Regions from separate parts of the Homo sapiens genome. Here region 2 is linked to region 1. The links are chromatin loops, found by intact Hi-C in ENCODE. Cell type or tissue: GM12878. All regions are shown on one strand. Each heading gives the region's core, and the rest is flanking DNA. Links, peaks and the distances in the headings are about the cores only.

Region 1 (2,918 bases), core at 151-2,650:
AAGGCTGTCTAATAAAATCAAGCTTCTGTGCATTTCATGCTAGTCTTAACTTCTTCCAACCTTATGTCCTGCCTCCCCACCCAGATGATAGCTGCAGGCATCCTGTCCTTCGTTATCTTCACCTTGTCTCATTCCTCACCCCCAGGCCCAGCAGAGTGCTCGCCCATGATGTCCCTAGTGACTGTGGATTCAGTGGGACCCTTTGCTTGGGTTTCTTTGGTCTTCCTTATCTGTTCACCCCAGTACCTTGACCGTTGGCTCCTTTCACTGCCATAACCTCTGGCATCAAACATATTCATCCTTTTTTTTTTTTTTTTTTTGAGGCAGGTCTCACTCTGTCACCCCAGCTGGACTGCACTAGCATGATCATGGCTCACTGCAGCCTCAGCCTTCTAGGCTCAAGTGATCCTCCTGCCTCAGCCTCCTGAGTAGCTGGGACCACAGGCATGTGCCACCATGCCTAATTTAATTTTTTTTTTTTTTGTAGAGATGGAGTCTTGCTATGTTGCCTAGGCTGGTCTACGAACCCCTAGGATCTAGCGATCCACCTGCTTTGGCTTTCCAAAGTATTGGGATTACAGGCATAAACCACTGTGCCCGGCCAATGTCTTCATCCTTAACATTGGGATACTAATTCTGGTTGTTGTAATGACTAAAGAAAATAAATAAAACACCTAGCACATTGCAAGGCATAAAGTCCTCATGTAGGGATTATGATTGTCTTACCTCCTTACCCCTGTCCTCAGAGCCTCATACAATGCTAGGCGCTGGTAGAGGGCTAATGGACATCTGTTGAGTTAAACAGTATGTTGAAAGAACACTGGTTTGGGAGTCAGCAGAGCTAGATTTTAATACTGGTTTATGGGCAGTTGTCACTTTTTCTCTCTGAAATTCAGTTTTTTCACTGTCCTTGGGGCCTCTACAGTCTCCTGCAGCTCTTAGGCAAAGTATGAATGCAGGTAAATCCCACACCCTCAGACCCTCCTTTGACTCAAATCCCCCCTCTGACACTGCTGGACCCCTTTTGGCAGATGATTTTTTTCCTACTCCCCCTACCCACCCCATTAGAATTGGCAGGTGATTCTTATCCCAGGATCCTGGCTTTTGCTCCCAAGGAGCCCTGACACCCAGGTGCCACCAGATGGTGCTGTGGACTCATTCTTCACGGGAAGCTGGCTCCCGGGCTCCCCGGCTCCCTATCTCCCCGGCTCCTAGGAGAGGCCTTCTGGCTCCTCTGGACAGGGTGGGGTTCCTCCGTGGAAGGCTGCTAGGCCTGGGATAATCCTGGGAGGTGACTCAAGCCTTTCAGAAATTTCCAAGGCCCAAGCCCGCCCTCGGTTTGGCGTGCAGATTCCAGCATAGAGTTGGCAGGAGGACTGGCTGCGTAATTTGTAGAACCCAGTGTAAGACCAAAATGCCTAAGTTACTGATGCAGGCAGCACAGGGAATGCCTAAAAGCCCATGGACTGGTTCTAGTTCAGCCCTCTAGAGCTGATTGTTAACATTTCAGGAATTTTGGCCGGGTGTGGTGGCTCACGCCTGTAGTCTCAGCTACCTGGGAGGCTGAGGCAGCAGAATCACTTCAGCCTGAGAGGCAGAGGTTGCAGTGAGCAGGGATCGAGCCACTGCACTCCACCCTGGGTGACAGAGGGAGACCCTGTCTCAAAAAAAAAAAAAAAGAAAGAAAAAGAAAAAAAGGAATTTTAAAAGCTGGTTGTTGAACACGGACATTATTTAATTAAATTTTATAAACTTACCATTAAATAAGTTATAGAGCTGGGTGTGGTGGCTCACACCTATAATCGCAACTTTTCAGGCGGCTGAAGCAGGATGATCGCTTGAGCCCAGGAGTTCAAGGTTACAGCGAGGTATGATTACACTATTGTACTCCAGCCTGGGTGACAGAGCAAGAGCTCATTTCTAAAAAATAAATAAATAAAATAAAAACAAAGGTAATAAATAACCCAAACTCATCACTATGTAATTACTTTTATATATTTCACTATCATTTATGCTCACTTTACTTTTTTTGGCTGGGTACAGGGGACTTTATTGATGGTACATGACAAAGTGCGGTCTCATAGTCCCCTCCCATTCTTCAGGGAGCCTGGCATGGAAACAGTGTTCAGGAGGGGGAGATTCTCAGTGTGGTGGGGGACTGAGTTTGGCAGGGACTCCCCAGCAGCTGAGGGCCTCTCTTCTTCTCGTGCTGTCACTGGGGCTGGTGGTTCAGAGGGCCCTTACTCCTAGGAGGCCATGTAGACCATAAGGTATATCGTTCTGTTGCTGTAGCCAAATTCATTGTCATATCAGGAAATGAGCTTGACAAAGTGGTCTTTGAGGGCAATGCCATTCCCAGCATTGAAGGTGGAAAAGGTGGGTGTCTCTGTTAAAGTTGGAGGAGGCAACCTGGTGCTCTGTGTAGCTCAGGAGGCCCTTGAGGGTGGCCTCCGATGCCAGTTTCACCACCTTCTTGATGTCATCATATTTGGGCAGCTCTCTCCAGATGGCAGATCAGGTCTACAACCCACATGTTGGCAGTGGAGACATGGAAGGCCATGCCAGTGGGCTTTCTGTTAAGCTCAGGGATGGCCTTGCCCACAGCCTTGGTAGAGTGGGTAAATGCAGGGATGATGTCCTGGAGAGTCCTGTGGCCATCACGCCACAGTTTCCCAGAGAGGCCATCCACAGTCTTCTGGGTGGCAATATTGGCACCAACTGTGGCCATGAGTCCCTCCATGATGCCAAAGTTGTCATGGATGACCTTGGGCAGGGCAGCTAAACAATTGGCAGTACAGGAAGCGTTGCTGACAATCACAAGGTTGTTTTCATACTTCTCAAGGTTCACGGCCATCACAAACATGGGGGCATCAACAGAGAGAGCAGATATGACCCTTTTGGTTGCACCCTCTAAGTGA
Region 2 (2,918 bases), core at 166-2,665, 93 kb after region 1:
GATCAATGAGTGAAGATGGCTGGTTACTCATTCAGTAGTTATCAAACAATTATTTATGGAGTCTTTACTGTATGTCAAGCACGAAGGGTACTTCAGTGAACCAGCACCATCCCTGCCCTCAAGGATCCTGCAGTGTGTAATCACAGAGACTGGCAGTTATAACACGGCATGTTGGGTGTGACAACAGGGACAAGCACAGGGTACTCTGAGAACGCGTGGGTCGGGTACCTAGCCAGTCATAGAGCCTCAGAGACGCTTTCTGTCTAAGCTACTCTTCCTATCCAGTAAACTTCCAGCTTTGGCATACTATATTTATAAGCAGTTTAAACAGTTGCTGAAATTTATTGCCTTTTCTCAAACATGGTGGCTTTGGTCACTAACAGTGTTTAAATTATGTGTTTTATTCAGTTATGCAAAAATATATACTATACATAGAATATCAGAATGTTGTAGTCTTTAGGAAATATGCATCAGGTTTGTTTTTTTTGTTTTTTTGACAGACTCTCACTCTGTCGCCAGGCTGGAGTGCAGTGGCGCGATCTTGGCTCACTGCAACCTCCGTATCCCAGGTTCAAGTGATTCCCCTGCCTCAGCCTCCCGAGTAGCTGGCACTACAGGCGTGTGCCACCACGCCCAGCTAATTTTTTGTATTTTATAAGAGATGGCGTGTCACCATGTTGACCAGGATGGTCTTGATCTCCTGACCTCGTGATCTGCCTGCCTCAGCCTCCCAAAGTGCTGGGATTACAGGCGTGAGCCACTGTGCCTGACTGGGTGGTTTTCTTTTTTAAAAAATAATATGGTTTTCTGGCCGGGAGCAGTGGCTCATGCCTGTAATCCCAGCACTTTGGGAGGTCAACGGGGGTGGATCACCTGAGGTCAGGAGTTAAAGACCAGCCTGGCCAACATGGTGAAACTCCGTCTCTACTAAAAATACAAAACAGGAGAATCGCTTGAACTCGGGAGGTAGAGGTTGCAGTGAGCTGAGATAATGCCACTGCACTCCAGCCTGGGCGACGGAGTGAGACTCCATCTCAAAAAAATAAAAAATAATAATAATATGGTTTTCTTATTTAAAAAATAATATAGTATGTAAATTATTTTTCAAGTAAAAATGAAATGACAACAACAGATAACTTCCCATTATGTTGATCCAGTGTACTGTGACAGATGGGGAGGAGCCCCACTGCATCTGGAGTGGGTCTTGGCTGGCCATGTGAACTAATTAATACCCCAGAAATCAGGATACATGCCAGGCGTCGGGGCTTACGCCTGTAATCCCAGCATTTTGGGAGGCTAAGGTGGGTGGATCCCTTGAGGTCAGGAGTTTGAGACCAGCCTGACCAACATGGTGAAACCCCATCTCTACTAAAAATATACAAAATTAGCCTGTAATTCCAGCTACTTGGGAAGCTGAGGAAGGAGAATTGCTTGAGCCCAGGAGGTGGAGGTTGCAGTGAGCTGAGATCACACCACTGCACTTCAGCCTGGGCAACGAGAGCAAAACTCCATCTCAAAAAAAAAAAAAAAAAAAAAAAAGAAATCAGGATACATATAGGACAGAACCATTAAATCAAGAGATTTGAAAGTTAGAAGGGACAGGAGAGATAGTCTAGTCCAACTCCATGTGACAGATGAAATGACGTTTCTAGTTCTCACACAGCTGGTTAGGATCAGAAACCAGGTCCTGCCAGGCCAGTCCTGATAATAGACAGACATGTTTGGGCAGGCAGAAAAGACCATTCATAGATAACATTTGTTTCCCTGGGTATCCATCAGACCAGAGGCACAGGAGAGGAAAATGCTGTTTTGGCCTCATATGATAAAGTATGCATTGTGTGATTATGGTCTGCATTCTTGCAATGCTTAGACAGGGAGGGGGAAATCACATTTTGAGCATGGGGGAGTTAATTTCTTTGTCCTGTAATACCACACATATCTAAAACATAAACCACCATGGAACACACTCACACTCACATACACACAAAAGGCAAATTAAAATATTTATTGTCCACTTAATATGTGTTCTGTGTTTGATTGTAATGTATTCATTTTACTTATAAAAAATTTCAAAAGTAAAAATATATATATTATTAACTTGAAGTGATTTTTTCCAACCTCGCTGATTTTTTTCCTTCTTTCTTTTTTGAGACAGAGTTCCACTCTGTCACCCAGGCTGGAGTGCAGTGGTGCAATCTCGGCCCACTGCAATCTCCGCCTCCAGAGTTCAAAGAGTTCTCATGCCTCAGCCTCCTGAGTAGCTGGGATTACAGAGGTATGCCACCATGCCCGGCTAATTTTTGTATTTTTAGAAGAGATGGGGTTTCATTTTGGTCAGGCTGGTCTCGAACTCCTAACCTCAGGTGATACACCCGCCTCAGCCTTCCAAAGTGCTGAGATTACAGGTGTGAGCCACCATGTCCGGCCTCTAACTGATTTTTGAAATATAAATTGGGTGTGATTCAGGGAATGTAACAAGAACAATCTTATTTGAAACAGAAAACCACATATTTTTAAGTCAGCAGCCCACATGATAAGATGGTATTGAGTAAAAATGTATTCTTAGGTATTTCTTGACTCAGTGGATTTTAATCAGTCTACTGCAAAAGCTAGTTTTATTTAAAGGGCTGCAATTATATATAAGAATTATTAGAAAAACAGATTAGCCACTTAATCTAAAAATACCTAGATGCAGTATTCCTGGTTTTTAATGAAATATTTATCTAGTTTGGGATTAAAATTAACTTAGGGCCATCAAAAATGCAAATTATCTTTAATTTGGTTAAATCAACCTGGGAGTAAATGGAAATAATCTCAAGCTAAATTTTTGTTTTGATTTATATACAGTCAGATTGAAACACCCTAGTTACAAGTTTAGAATAGGAGTGGCCTCAACAAAGGAAAAAGTCCTTTGTTCC

What was found. A loop is a pair of places that touch in the nucleus more often than their neighbours do. Peaks named below come from ENCODE experiments on the same cell type or tissue, not always from the same donor. Only the 100,000 strongest peaks of a DNase experiment are listed, where the experiment ranks them.
Region 2: it touches region 1 in a loop (3-fold over the local background); 2 of 110 quality-filtered maps call a loop at or near these places.

Annotation. Positions count from the first base shown.
Region 1 is chr1:32,399,869-32,402,786 of GRCh38, forward strand. It overlaps the pseudogene GAPDHP20. Among named protein-coding and RNA genes, the nearest start is that of BSDC1, 6.9 kb to the left of the region's middle. RefSeq lists an enhancer at 925-1,044. In GM12878, for the core only: a CTCF peak has its summit at 1,140 (motif pointing right); a DNase peak (open chromatin) is centred at 1,117.
Region 2 is chr1:32,492,669-32,495,586 of GRCh38, forward strand. ZBTB8B (zinc finger and BTB domain containing 8B) reads left to right here. Exons shown (of 4, transcript NM_001145720.2): 4 at 1-2,918. Among named protein-coding and RNA genes, the nearest start is that of ZBTB8B, 29 kb to the left of the region's middle. In GM12878, for the core only: no CTCF peak of the experiment used is centred there; a DNase peak (open chromatin) is centred at 1,667.